3 separate regions of the Homo sapiens genome follow, and regions 1 and 2 are each linked to region 3. A link is a contact called in ENCODE Hi-C or POLR2A ChIA-PET data. All regions are on one chromosome and are shown on one strand. The core of a region is the stretch at or near the end of the contact, and the rest is flanking DNA. Distances in the headings are between cores, read along the strand shown.

Region 1 (4,150 bases), core at 1,418-3,917, 6.5 Mb before region 3:
AATGAACTCAGGAAAATCTAAGTTTTCTTCAGGTTCTCAATTATTGTCAGCAAGTGTAAATCCTTTCCGCTTCAGGGAATATTCCACCTTCCCATTCACCACACCTTGGTGTAGTACTTTTTCCACCACAAAATCCTCAGGCTCTGCTTCATCAGCTTTTATACCCTTTCCACTAAGTCTTTTGTCCCATTTTTTTGCAATGTACAGTGGCCCTCAGTATCCTCGGGTTCCGCATTCCTGGATTCTATCAACCGAGGATAGAACATATTTTAAAATCACAATAAAACAAAAAAATACAAATGAAAAACAATACAGTATAACAACCATTTACATAGCATTTATATTGCATTAGGTATTATAAGTAATCTAGGATGTATGTAGGTTATATGCAAATACTTCGCTCTTTTATATGAGGGACTTGAGCAGCCTTGGATTTTCCTATCCATGGGGGTCCCGGTCCAGAAACCAATTTCCCAAGGATACCAAAGGACGACTGTAGTTTTACTGGAGGCCATTTTTAATTGCAGACATGAAGAGCTATTGTTCACCATCTCGTTCACCATCTCTGAGCTGCACCTGGTCTGGGTCTGTGGCATCTCAAATCCTGCCTGACTCAAACTTGAGCTACATGCAAGGAAGAAGGGAATGGGGAACTTCTTCAGGGGCCACTAAGTTTTGGGGAAGTTCGTTATGTAGCAATAAATAACTGATACAAGGCCACTTAAATATTTTACTCTGTAGTAAGATAGCTAATTAACAAAAACTAAGAGTCAATTGAAGAGAACTCATTAAGGAAGTGGGTCATTTCAAACGCTTTTATTTACTTGTGATGACAATTAAATAAAGAACAAACTCGTCATCTTTCTTTGATGAAAAAATTGTTTGATATTCTGAGAACAAAAGTGATGCCATACTGCCATTAAGAAACTGATTCAGACTCGATCTCTCAACAAGGTAAGACATCAATGTTCCCATCAAGAGCTGCCCATAATACTGCAGTACACTTCTCTGGCACCATTAAAAAAAAAATCTCTTAGAGATGATCCTGAAATCTCTTCTAAAGACATGAAAGAGGTGTGCTTGTATAATCTGGTATTACAAAGAAATGAGAAATTGCCCTGATGACGAATCTCCAGCTCTAATCTCAATTTGCTGAAGTAGAGAGGCAATTCATCTTACCCATTAACTAAGAATTAGAAAAACAATTTGTGTTTTTCTTTGAGTCATTTAACTCAAATACCACTATATAAAGGAATAGAATGAGACATTCGCATGAATTTGAAAGGTAAATAAAACATCAGACTTCAAAGAAATTCCATTAGAATCGGGGGTTACTTTTTTGTTTTCTTTTCCTCCACCTCCACCTTAAGGAACATGAACGGCATTTGGCCACAGTTTATGTCTTTCCAATTTTATCTTCCACCATCTACCGCTCAGTTCTCCTCACTTCCAGCCAAACAATGTATGTTCCCCAAACACGCCTTCACAATTTCGTTCTAGTTGGTGTCTACCTCTAGTATATGTGTAGTCAATTTATACACACATTCCCCACGATCTTGAAACGTCTTGACATCCACAAGCAAATCTAGGTTTCTAACATAACACTAACTTTGTAAGTCTGTCCATATAAGGTTTTAGCAAACCTAGTAAAACAGAAAACGCACTATTATCCAGGCTTATATTCTGAGATTTGAAAAACCCCTCTATCTGCTACCTTTGGGTTTCTGAATTTACATACCACTCTCAAGTATACAGTATTCACGATTTCTAAGAACTGGAGAGTAAACCTAGTCCTCTAACAATGGCATTTTATTTGTTGAGTTAGGGCACTACCTGCCCACGATGAGGATAGTTAATGAAACGCTGCCCGGTAACGACGATTAAAGGCTTTGATTGAAAACGTATTAGGCCTTAAGAATTTTGCGAACATCTAATTTAACCCTAGTAACTGTGGCGTGGGTTCTTTCAGAATTTACACGCACGTGGGAGACCGCGAAGCGCAGGCAGCGTTAAAACTAGGGCGCTGGAGTCACCCCCGTACCCCGAATGCCGTCGGCGCTCCAGGGCCCCCAGAGGGTGCGGGGGGCGGGGACGCTGTGACGTCACAGAGCGCCCTTCTGACGTTCTCACGGACCCGCTTTGCCTCGGGGGCCCACGCTGGAGCCCACCCAGTACTACTAAGAAATGAGGAGGAAAAAGGGGCGCCGGCTCTCGTAGCGCCTATTTTCTCGGCAGAGGGACCCACGTGCTCGCTTTGGTGGACTCTGCGCCCGGCGAGTACCGCCGGCCTGAAGCTTCCCGCCGCCGCGTCCACGCGACCCAGCCAGAGAGGGCTCAGTCAGCCGGCGCGGCACCTACAAGCTCAGTCGGGATCCTGGAGAGGCGGGAAGGCAGCGGGGCCCTTTCCACAGAGAGAACACAGCTCTTCGGGAGATTCCCCCGCTGCCCCCGAGCCCTGCTCTCCCGCCTCGGCCTCTGAGGACTACCCGCAGGGCGCAGGCAGCCGCGAAAGACTCAGCCTCCTTCCAACTTCGCGAGGGCCGAGGGGGCGGGCCCCGGGCGCGCGCGCGGCGAAGCCCCGCCCCTGCCCGCGCGGCCTGCTGGATTCGCCCCGCCCCTCGCTGTCGCCCGCCGCCCGCCACCCGCCACCGCTCTTCCTCCTGCGCCACAGTCCCGGCGGCGGCGCTGGTCGCGGGTCGCACCGTGAGGCTCGCGTGGGCGGCGATAGGCGCTGGGCCCGGGCCCGGTGAGGAGCGCGCCGCGCGTCCCCTTCTCCTCAGGAGTGGCGGGCCGCGGAAGTGACGTGGTGCACGGGCAGGAGCGCGTTTGAATCGGTTCCCGGGTGATCCTCGCGCCTGCCGCTGCTCGGCCGCCGCCGCTGACGAGGAGCTGCAGCGCGCCGGGCCGAGGCCTCGAGCCGCCCCGGGAGCTGGAGCTGAAGGCGCCGCGCGGAGCGCGCACCTCAGCCCTGAGCCCGGCGGCGGCAGGCGTCGCTGTCTTTTCTCCTTTTCCCCAATATGGCAGCGGCGGACGGCGGCGGGCCTGGTGGGGCCTCTGTGGGGACTGAGGAGGATGGCGGAGGCGTCGGCCACAGGACGGTGTACTTGTTTGATCGGCGCGAAAAGGAGTCCGAGCTCGGGGACCGGCCTCTGCAGGTCGGGGAGCGCTCGGACTACGCGGGATTTCGCGCGTGTGTGTGTCAGGTACGCGAAGGGGCGAGGAAGGGATGCGCGTGTAGACTTGGGGGCGGGAGGGTGATGAGAAACTCAACTTGCTCACTGAGGGCAATAAACCTGTCACCCGGTCCCGGTCCTGCGGCCTTGGCTTCCCTCTCCCGTGTGCCCGCCATGTCCGTGACCTGGTGGCCGGACGCCTCGGGCGGGCCCTGGCCCGGGCCTCGAAGTGCAGGGCCGGCTCCCCCGTGGCCCTCCCTCTGCCTCCGCTCCTTTTACGGGAGGCCTTGCCGGCCCGGGTGGAGAGCTCAGCGTTTGTTGGCCCTGGGCGAGCTTAGCCCGGTTGCGGCCCTGCAGTCTAGGGAAAGCCGTTGGTGGTGTCTGTTTTTACTTTGTAACTTTTTTAAAACGAGAGAAGGGAGTTAACGCCCAGGGGCTCTGTTGTGAGTGTTGCGACGGTGGGAAGTTGTGAAATGCCCGGAGTCATCTCCCCCAAGTTCATTAGATGATGCGGGGTGTCCCCGGGTTGCCCTGTCGAGGTTGCAGGTCCTTCTGGGGCGGGGCGGCGGGGGGGATCCTTCCGCACGGAGACACTTGTCCAGGTCAGCTCTGCAGGTAGAGCTGGCCTTCTGCCTGTCTGAGCCCTAACCCTTGGGAATTTCCAAACCAAGTCAAAGGTTGGTATGGGTGGCTGTGGAGCACCAGAAAACGTACCTACCCCGTGTATTGGTTCGCTTTGAAAATGAACGTGGAGGGAAATCCGCTTTAAACTGTGATGTACTTTATAGATATGAGGTGGTGGCATTGCCTGAGCTTTGAAGAAGGAATATTGTCATGCTCTGAATTAACCATATGAGGTCCCTTTTTAAGCTGTTAAGAACACTTAGCGTCCAAGGGAAAAAAAGAACTTTGAAGCCGTGTTTTGTCGTGAGGCTGATAGGTTTAGAAATGTTCTAGACCATATAACTGTATGGTTG
Region 2 (3,961 bases), core at 1-2,500, 5.9 Mb before region 3:
GTTAACTTTGGAATACGTTAGTGGTTAATACACGGAACGTTCCCGAGATCCCTCAAGAAAGAAGCTACGAATACTTAGAAGATACTATTCCGCGGCGTTTACAGCAACACTGTCCGTTCCAGAAGGATTCAAGTGGCGGCCTGCTTTGAAGGCGAAGACCACAGGGCAACCCAAACTTCAGAAGGGTTCTGGCCACGGGAGCCACACTGGTCACTGTCCCCTAGTGCTGGGATGACGGCTCGAGTGTTAGAGGATCCCACTCTCTCCTCTGGTAGGTGAGGTCAGAGAGCTGAGGGGGCCAGAACAAGTCTTCCTTATCGGATTCTGGGCGGAAAAAGATAAAGTCGGGGAGGACTTTCTCTTTTTAATAAGATTCATCGTTACGAATTGTTCTAGGCAAGCAGACCTCAGGAGAAATAGGCCCAAGTTTTGATTCCTGTTTTCACCAAGTCGCAAGTCCTAATCGTAGCAAGAGGTGCGGGGAAGAGTCGCCTTCCTTCCTGCATAGTGGGATCCAAGTCAGGCTGTCCTTGTTAGCCAGGGTCAAAGGGGCTCTGCCAGGGAAAAACGACGGCAAATGTTTTTCAAGAGGAAGTCTCCAGCCACTTGTGACCTGGGAAATCCGTCTGGGCCAAAAAGATAGTGGAGGCTTGGCTGAGGGCCCCAGGGACACACGTTTCCTCCCGTATGGAGGGGGCGGGACTCTTAATAAAATTACACTGCACACAGAGCTAGCATCAAGATCCGCTCCCGGGATACGCGCACTGCTCCGGGGCCCTCAGGCGGAGACCCAGACCCCGCGCGGGGCGTCAAGCGCAGGCGCACTACCGCCCACAAGCTGGAGCCCGGCTTCGGGGCGGGGCGAGGGTCAGTCACGTGGGCCCGCAGCCCTCTCCTCGATTTCCCTACAAGGACTTGGGCCGACGGGCCCCGCCCTTCGCCGTGCCCTGGAATGTGCGGCCAGGCAAAGCCACAGGACGGACGCAACCATCTGCGGAAAGGATAGGGGGGAGGAAGACTTAACACTGCAACAACAGGTACAAAAAAGAAGGAAACTCAGTAACAGGACCCAGAGGACCATTATATATTGCTCTATATTCTAGGTCGCCCACTTTACACTTCCTTCTCATGCACTTGGTCAATACCACGCCCGCTGACCACACTGGCGACTTCCCTCTCTGTCGCCCCTCCGTGAAGTCAGACCCACTCTGCGGGCCAAGAAAGGTGACCGGGCTTCCTTCCGGCTTGCTAAGCAGAGGCCGGAAGCGGTGGTTTTTAGCGGCTCTCTGGGTAGCAGGGTGGTGTGATAGCGGCAGCGAGGGGCTCGGAGAGGTGCTCGGATTCTCGTAGCTGTGCCGGGTGAGTGGCGCTCGCGTTCGGGCGCGTGAGACCCATCCCGGGGACCCGTCTCCGCGGGGGCAGCTGGAGGGCGGCGGGGCTCCTGGCGCCGGTAGCGCACCTGGGCAGGTGTGCCAGCCAGGTCCCCGGTTCTGGGATCCGAGGCCATGGCTTGGAGTGGCCCAGACCCGAACTTCGCTCCTGTGCCCAAACTTGGAACTCTGGAAATGTGGCTTCGCTCACTGGCGCCTTGAGCTTGGGCGACTGCCGGGCCCGCGAAACCCGACCCCTGCAGAGCTGACTCCGGGACTATTTTAGTTTCTAACGTCAACTTGCCCGATTCAAGAGGGTTTGCGCAAAAACGTAGCCCGTTGTCCCCCTGCTGCAGCTGTTGTTGCAGCTGTGTGGCTGCGTTTAGTAGGAATAACCAACTCAAATTGGGAAGTTCTTCAGCTCAGTATCCGCTCCTGTAATTAGAACTTTTTTTCTTTAAGCGATGAAATTTTGGACAGAGAGATCTGGAGTTTAGTTTGTGACTCGAAGAAAAACTCCAAAATGTAATACCTTGTCCCATTTGGGGGGAAAGTTTGGGCTAATTCAATTCGCCATGGAAGTGTCTTCTTTTTAAAGTAGTTTAGTAGGTATATGAATGTATCTGTCAGTTCTTGAGAGACCTATGGATTTAGCAGAGATTTTAACTTAAGTGCAAAAAGTTTCATATTTAAAGGCGAATAAAGCGAATATTTCTTAAAATTATTGGTATTTGTTTCATGTTCTGGAAGGGCTCTAATAAACGGTAATCAGAAAAGCACTCTATTTTCAAAAGCGAGGCTTTACTGGCAAGTCAGCCCTCACAGCTAATTGTCTTTGTCCAGTGGTGAGAACTTTTGGGTGTGGCAGTCCAAGAGAACGAATCCTACCTTCAACCGGAAGTTTGCATAAGAAATGAAACTTGGTTTACTTGGAACGGAAGCACCAACTTGAAATACACTTTTTAAAAATTGTGGTTAGCACCAGAAAATAAGTTATACTTAGGCTTTTTTTTTTTAAGTGCATTGATTAAATGAGGCGGTATATTTGGTCAGGGTTTAGAAAGCCCACCAAATACTAGGTGCTATCACAGTACGCAGTGTTTTGTAAGATGGTGGTTTTTTCTTGCAGAATGTGTGATATTTCTCAGAATATTATCAATTTGAGTGTTCGTTTTGTAGAAGAAGTTTCTAGGTTATTTTACATTTATTGCCACTTTGTAAATAAATGCTGGACTCTAGGATTCTAACCACAGAACTCTAATGTATATATTGGTATGGATTAATCCCATTTTATAAATGAACATAGTTTCTAGAGATTCTGAAAACTTCTTGTGTCCTTTGGTGTGTGGGGAAAGCCACTTTGAGAATCTCTTCTATTTCTCCCACCTATTAATCTAGTCTAACATTTTCCTTAATCATGTTGTGTATCTCTCGTTACAGCCCACAATGATTCTGAGCTAAAACACAAAATAAAAACCAGATTCATTGCCACCAGCGCTCACCTCGCCTGACTTAAAAAAAAGGTTATGCTCCTTTAGATCTGTAAACTCAGTCTCCTAACTGCCCTTCATCCACTTTCTCATGCATCTGAAATCCTCATATTTTGTAGAAGCCTGTTCTGTAAGTCTCTCTACTTTCCAGTTTCGTACAACAGACACTCCTTGACACCAAGGATCTTTCACTTAATCCCTCAAAAATAAAGACTCGAGCTGGGTGCGGTGGCTCACGCCTGTAATTCCAGCACTTTGGGAGGCCGAGGCAGGTGGATCACGAAGTCAGGAGTTCAAGACCAGCCTGCACAAGGTGGTGAAACCCCGTCTCTACTAAAAATACAAAAATTAGCTGGGCATGGTGGTGGGTGCCTGTAATCCCAGCTACTCCAGAGGCTGAGGCAGAGAATTGCTTGAACCCTGGAGGTGGAGGTTGAGATCGCGCCACTGCACTCCACCCTGGGCGACAGAGCAAGACTCCGTCTCAAAAATAAATAAATAAAAATAAATAAGTAAATAAAGACTCGACTTTATGATTGAGGAGCTTCGTAATTTGGAAACCTCAGGTCCTTACCTGGCGATCTTTGCATCCTAAAGAATAATTACATTGACATGAAATCTTTTCAATTTATTTTACCCTAGCTTGCTTTTTGTAAAAAGCAATTTCAGGGGGGAGGGGGGAGGGATAGCATTAGGAGATATACCTAATGTTAAATGACGAGTTAATGGGTGCAGCACACCAACATGGCACATGTATACATATGTAACCTGCACGTTGTGCACATGTACCCTAAAACTTAAAGTATAATAATAAAGCAATTTCAACTTTTTTAGATTAAGGGGTATACCCTAGTTTTCTAAACTTCGATGAGAGTTGTGCATTTGCTGAAGGCTTATTACATGAAGAGTGACAGTCTAAATTGTTTGAAGGAAAGTAAAATGAACAACAAACTAGAATCAGCAAAGAGGACCCTGACAATATCAGAAATGATCTGCTCCTTGAGATCATAGCACTGTTCCTGATTTGACTCCCTCCACCATTATTTATTCTCCCCACACTTTTAGTTTGGTAGGGAAAAAACCCCACAGTTTCTGTATTTT
Region 3 (4,198 bases), core at 1,107-3,606:
TGTACATCCTCATGCTAACCGTAGCAACTTGCAGCTCTAAGTATTATGTCATAATGACAGAGGACCATTTTAAAGTCTTCTATCTATGGCTGTGAAGACATCATTATATAATCTAGTTAACAGTTACTCTAGTGTCACCCATTTTCAATTTCCAGATCGCTTTTATCAAGATCAGGTTACTGTGAAGTAAAAATTTGGTTAAATTACAAATGTTTTGCTTTCCCATCTTTAGCCACAGCCAAGTTTTAAGTTAACATGATCTTTCTATAAACTTTGTCAGTGCTCCCTTTAAACATTATTTAAAACACATAATTGTTACTGTATTTCCAACTGGTAAGACCTCAAGCACACTGTAGGTTTAAGGAGGATATGGTAGTTGTCTCTAGAAGCCTTTTTTTTTTTTTTTTTTTTTTTGAGACGGAGTCTCGCTGTCTCCCAAGCTGGAGTGCAGTGGTGGGATCTCGGCTCACTGCAAGCATTACAGGCGTGAGCCACCACGCCCGGCTTAAGCATTACCATTTTTAAAAAAGAAAGGTCCAAAACACTTGACATTATCCTTAGCTATTCTGACACTGCAAGTATACAAAAAATAATTGGGTGAAGGGATTGGAAGTATGATTATGTACTCTGCAGTGGTATGGATATTACAACTTAGAAAAAAGGATAAACCCTTTTGTGTATTTAAGAAATTAGCTGTAGTACATTAGTTTTGCATTAGCCAGCTTTAATGCATGAATAATTTATATTAATCTAATCCTCGATTTCTCAAAGTCACCTGTACTTGAAACAGACTATTCACTAGTAATTATGCTTTTTTTTTTTGAGACAGGCTGTGTCCCCAGGCTGGAGTGCAGTGGTGTGATCTTGGTTCACTGCAATACCCTGGCCTCAGCCTCCTGAGCAGCTGGGAGCACAGGCAGGCGCCACCAGCCTGGTTAATTTTCATATATTTTTTTAGAGACAGGGTCTTACTATGTTGCCTGGCTGGTCTCAAACTCCTGGGCTCAAGCCATCTGCCCGCCTGAGCCTCCCAAATTGCTGGGATTACAGGCGTGAGCCACTGCGCTCGGCTATAACGATTATTTTTAAGTATGTCTTTAAGATTTTTTTTTTAATTGAGAGAAGGTAAACAACAGTTAATTTTCCAAGTGGCACAAAAAAGTAACAATGAAAATGTCCTACCCTGGAGCTCTCCTGACTTTCTCATAGGCGACTGTTTTTTTCTTTGTATTTCACATCATAAATAACCAAGTTAAATGTAACACTATTCCACCTCTAGCCATAAGGTGCTCTTTTTCTAGTCTTGTTGACCCTAAAGATTTGTAGGTGGGAGAAATCAGGAACCCAGGAAAGGAAAAACTCCTGATCTTTAATGCAGGTTTATGCTTTACATAGTAATTTGATGGGACCTCGCCGTCCCTGTCAGGTCTGAATGTCACTTCATCTGCTGTGATCACACCTGAACCCTCAGTTCATCAAGACGTTAAAGGACAGTGTAACATAAACTTGTAACTGCATGCACTAAGTCATAAACAGACGCTGTTGTTGCAGATTAACCTCTACGTAAATAACGCGCCCAGAAGGGAGTGAGTACACGCTGCTGCCACGCTGCGACGGTCAATTTTCCTCCGGCACCCTTCCTAGTACCTGAGCAGCTCCCTCTCAAATCCCCAACACTACGTGTGGGAGGGTGCACTGAATTCCTCTTTAAAAAGGCCACTGGAAGGCGTGGCTGGGAGGGGACGCGCTCTAGACCCCCTGGTGCCAGGGCAGGTGCACGCTACCGCGCTTTCGGGGCGGGGCCCAGGGCCCCACCTGAGGCGGGGGGCCGCGGGCTCTGGGCGTAGGTGCAGCTTCTCCGGCCTGGTGCGGGGCCAGACGGCCGCCGCCGGCTTAGCGGGGGAACTTCGCCTAGTCCTCGGGCTGCGGTCGCAGCGTCATTTTGCCTGAGTTGGATCACGCTCGTCCACCCACCCCGTGTAAAAATAACAGGTGAATACCCTATGTGGGGGTCCTCATCGCCGCCATTTCCAGAAGCTTCCAGTCACAGCCACTGCCACGGTCGCCACAAATGCTACTGCAGAGCCCGCTTGCCCAGCAGCGTCACCGGCGCCTGCCCTGCCTCTTCGCCCAGCCTTTGATTCCCCCTCCTTTGTCGGATAGTGTCTGCGGCGGGGAGGCGGTGACACTAGTCCGAGTGGGGCGTGGAGACCGACCAGCACGAAGGGCGGAGTTCCGGCCCGCACCCCTCCGCCGCCTGCCGCTTGGTACGTCCCGCTTCCCCGCCCTGCGGCTCGCGGAGCCTGGCTGAGCAGCAGGAGGGGCGGGCGCCGGGGGGCGGGGCGGTCACGCCGCCCGTCCCGTGCCCGCGGTAGTCACGTGTCCGCGGGTGTCACGTGCTCGCGTCGCAGCCAATCGCGGGGCGACGCTGTCCTGGGAGCGAGGAGGCTGTGGTGAGAGACGGACCGAGACCGGAGATGTTTTCAAGCCCGGCTCCGGCGGCTTTACAGGCGGCTGCAGCGGCGACGAAGACAACGACAGCGACGGCTACGCCGAAGCACTCGTTCCGGGGGTGAAGCCTCCTGCGCCGGCCTTGCCTCGGGTCCGTACGGGTGAGGGGGGCGTGGCGACAGGAAAGGAGGAAGGAGGGGCGCGGTTTCGAGCTTGTCCCCGGCGCCAGGGAGGAGATCCCCTCAGTTCTGCGCTGCTCCCGTTCCCCCTCCCCAGAGCAAGGTAGGGGACGCGCCCTGCCCGCCCCCCCCGGTCCCGACGCGCCGCCCGCCCAGCCTGGCCCGAGCCGTAGCTCGCCTGACAGTGACAGGCCGTTAGTGCCCCCCGGCGCGGGTCCGCCGGGGCCCCGCCCGCCGCCGCCCCTCCCGGCGTCGCGAGGAGCCGCGGCGCAGGTGGGAGCCGCCAACTGGGCGGGGGCGCTGCGCGGGGCGGGGCGGGGGCCGGGCGGAGGGCCGCGAGCTGGCCTCGTCGCGGGCGCCCCTCACCGCGGCTGGCGGGGCTGGGCTGCCGCCGCCTCCCGGAACATGGCGGGGCCGGAGGAGCGTGTGCGTGCGAGTGTGAGTGTGCGCGGCCGAGAGGGCGCCGCTGGCGTGCGGCGGTCGGACCCGCGGGGGCGGGGGCGCGCCCGGCCCGCCGCGCGTTCCCGCCGCCAGCCGCCGAGCGTGCGCCGACGCCGGGGAGTCTGCCGCGGCCGCTCGGGCCGGGAGCGTCGGAGGTACCCGGGTCCTGGGAGAGGTGGATGAAATCAAGAAGGGGAAATTGCTGCTTTAGTAGTGTCCGGGGAAAGAGCAGCCACTCTACAGTTCTGTCTTAAATGCCAGTGTAAAATAACCTTGCCGCATTGGACAGGCAGTTCCCGTCATCGTTTTTCAAGTACCCACTTGTGATGCTTCAAGACCCCTGGAGCACGTCAGGTTCTTAGATCTCGTTTTGAGGAGTGATGTGGAGTGACGCATCCTTACAGATCCCAAAGCGTTGAATAAACGGTTGTACAAAGAGGTATGCGAAGCTTAGCTGACAGCTGTTTTAGTAATAACAGTAAGACGCTGTCTGGGATAGGAAGTTACTGTTGCACTCGTTGAAACCTTAGGAAACATTTAAAGCAGTGTAGTCACCGGGATTGTAATTTCCACTGGACACCCGTGGTTAAACTGCGAACTAAGGTGAAGTGTGTTGCAGATCCAGTGCTGTGTATGTAATGGTTCGGAATTACCTCTAATCCTAAAGTTGAAATGAGCCTGCATCTGCAGTCATGTATTTCGTTTTCATTTTAGAATGGTTTATGTAAATTATAAAGAAAGGCTAGTGAAATAGCTATTTTATCGTAAATTAACTGTGTATTAAAAACATATGCACAGCCGGGCGCGGTGGCTCATGCCTATAATCCCAGCACTTTGGGAGGCCGACGTGGGTAGATCACCTGAGGTCAGGAGTTCGAGACCAGCCTGACCAATATAGTGAAACCCCCGTCTCTACTAAATATACAAAATTAGCCAGGCGTGGTGGCGCATGTCTGTAATCCCAGCTACTTGGGAAGCCGAGGCAGGGGAATCGCTTGAACCCGGGCGGCAGAGGTTGCAGTGAGCCGAGATCGTGCCACTGCACTCCAGCCTGGGCCACAAGAGCGAAACTCCGTCGCAAAAACATACCAAAACAAACAAACAAACAAACAAAAAAACATATGCTC

The links. Hi-C counts contacts between places; a loop is a spot of excess contacts on that map. ChIA-PET counts read pairs that join two places held with the same protein, here RNA polymerase II (POLR2A). Pooled maps may share reads with other maps.
Region 1: a map of CD8-positive, alpha-beta T cell shows a loop between it and region 3 (31-fold over the local background). The contact joins the promoter of SMCHD1 here to the promoter of NDUFV2-AS1 in region 3. A Hi-C loop is called at or near these places in 2 of 168 maps with a recorded cell type or tissue (CD8-positive, alpha-beta T cell and naive thymus-derived CD4-positive, alpha-beta T cell) and 9 of 50 pooled maps. POLR2A ChIA-PET finds 5 or more read pairs at or near these places in 1 of 52 experiments (T-cell).
Region 2: a map of CD8-positive, alpha-beta T cell shows a loop between it and region 3 (8-fold over the local background). The contact joins the promoter of MYL12A here to the promoter of NDUFV2-AS1 in region 3. A Hi-C loop is called at or near these places in 1 of 168 maps with a recorded cell type or tissue (CD8-positive, alpha-beta T cell) and 11 of 50 pooled maps.

The regions. Positions count from the first base shown.
Region 1 is chr18:2,653,059-2,657,208 of GRCh38, forward strand. It overlaps SMCHD1 (structural maintenance of chromosomes flexible hinge domain containing 1), which reads left to right and starts at 2,668. Exons shown (of 48, transcript NM_015295.3): 1 at 2,668-3,203. The coding sequence starts at 3,018. It also overlaps the pseudogene CBX3P2. RefSeq lists an enhancer at 847-1,476 and silencers at 2,511-2,960, 3,191-3,370.
Region 2 is chr18:3,246,551-3,250,511 of GRCh38, forward strand. MYL12A (myosin light chain 12A) reads left to right here and starts at 1,251. Exons shown (of 4, transcript NM_006471.4): 1 at 1,251-1,359. It also overlaps a transcript of MYOM1 not described here. RefSeq lists enhancers at 958-1,187, 2,320-2,389 and a silencer at 1,478-1,557.
Region 3 is chr18:9,134,364-9,138,561 of GRCh38, forward strand. It overlaps NDUFV2-AS1 (NDUFV2 antisense RNA 1), which reads right to left and starts at 2,357. Exons shown (of 3, transcript NR_110772.1): 1 at 2,001-2,357. ANKRD12 (ankyrin repeat domain 12) reads left to right here and starts at 2,418. Exons shown (of 13, transcript NM_015208.5): 1 at 2,418-2,602. RefSeq lists silencers at 1,520-1,693, 1,696-1,785, 2,136-2,485, 2,696-3,095, 3,136-3,185 and enhancers at 1,976-2,025, 2,516-2,565.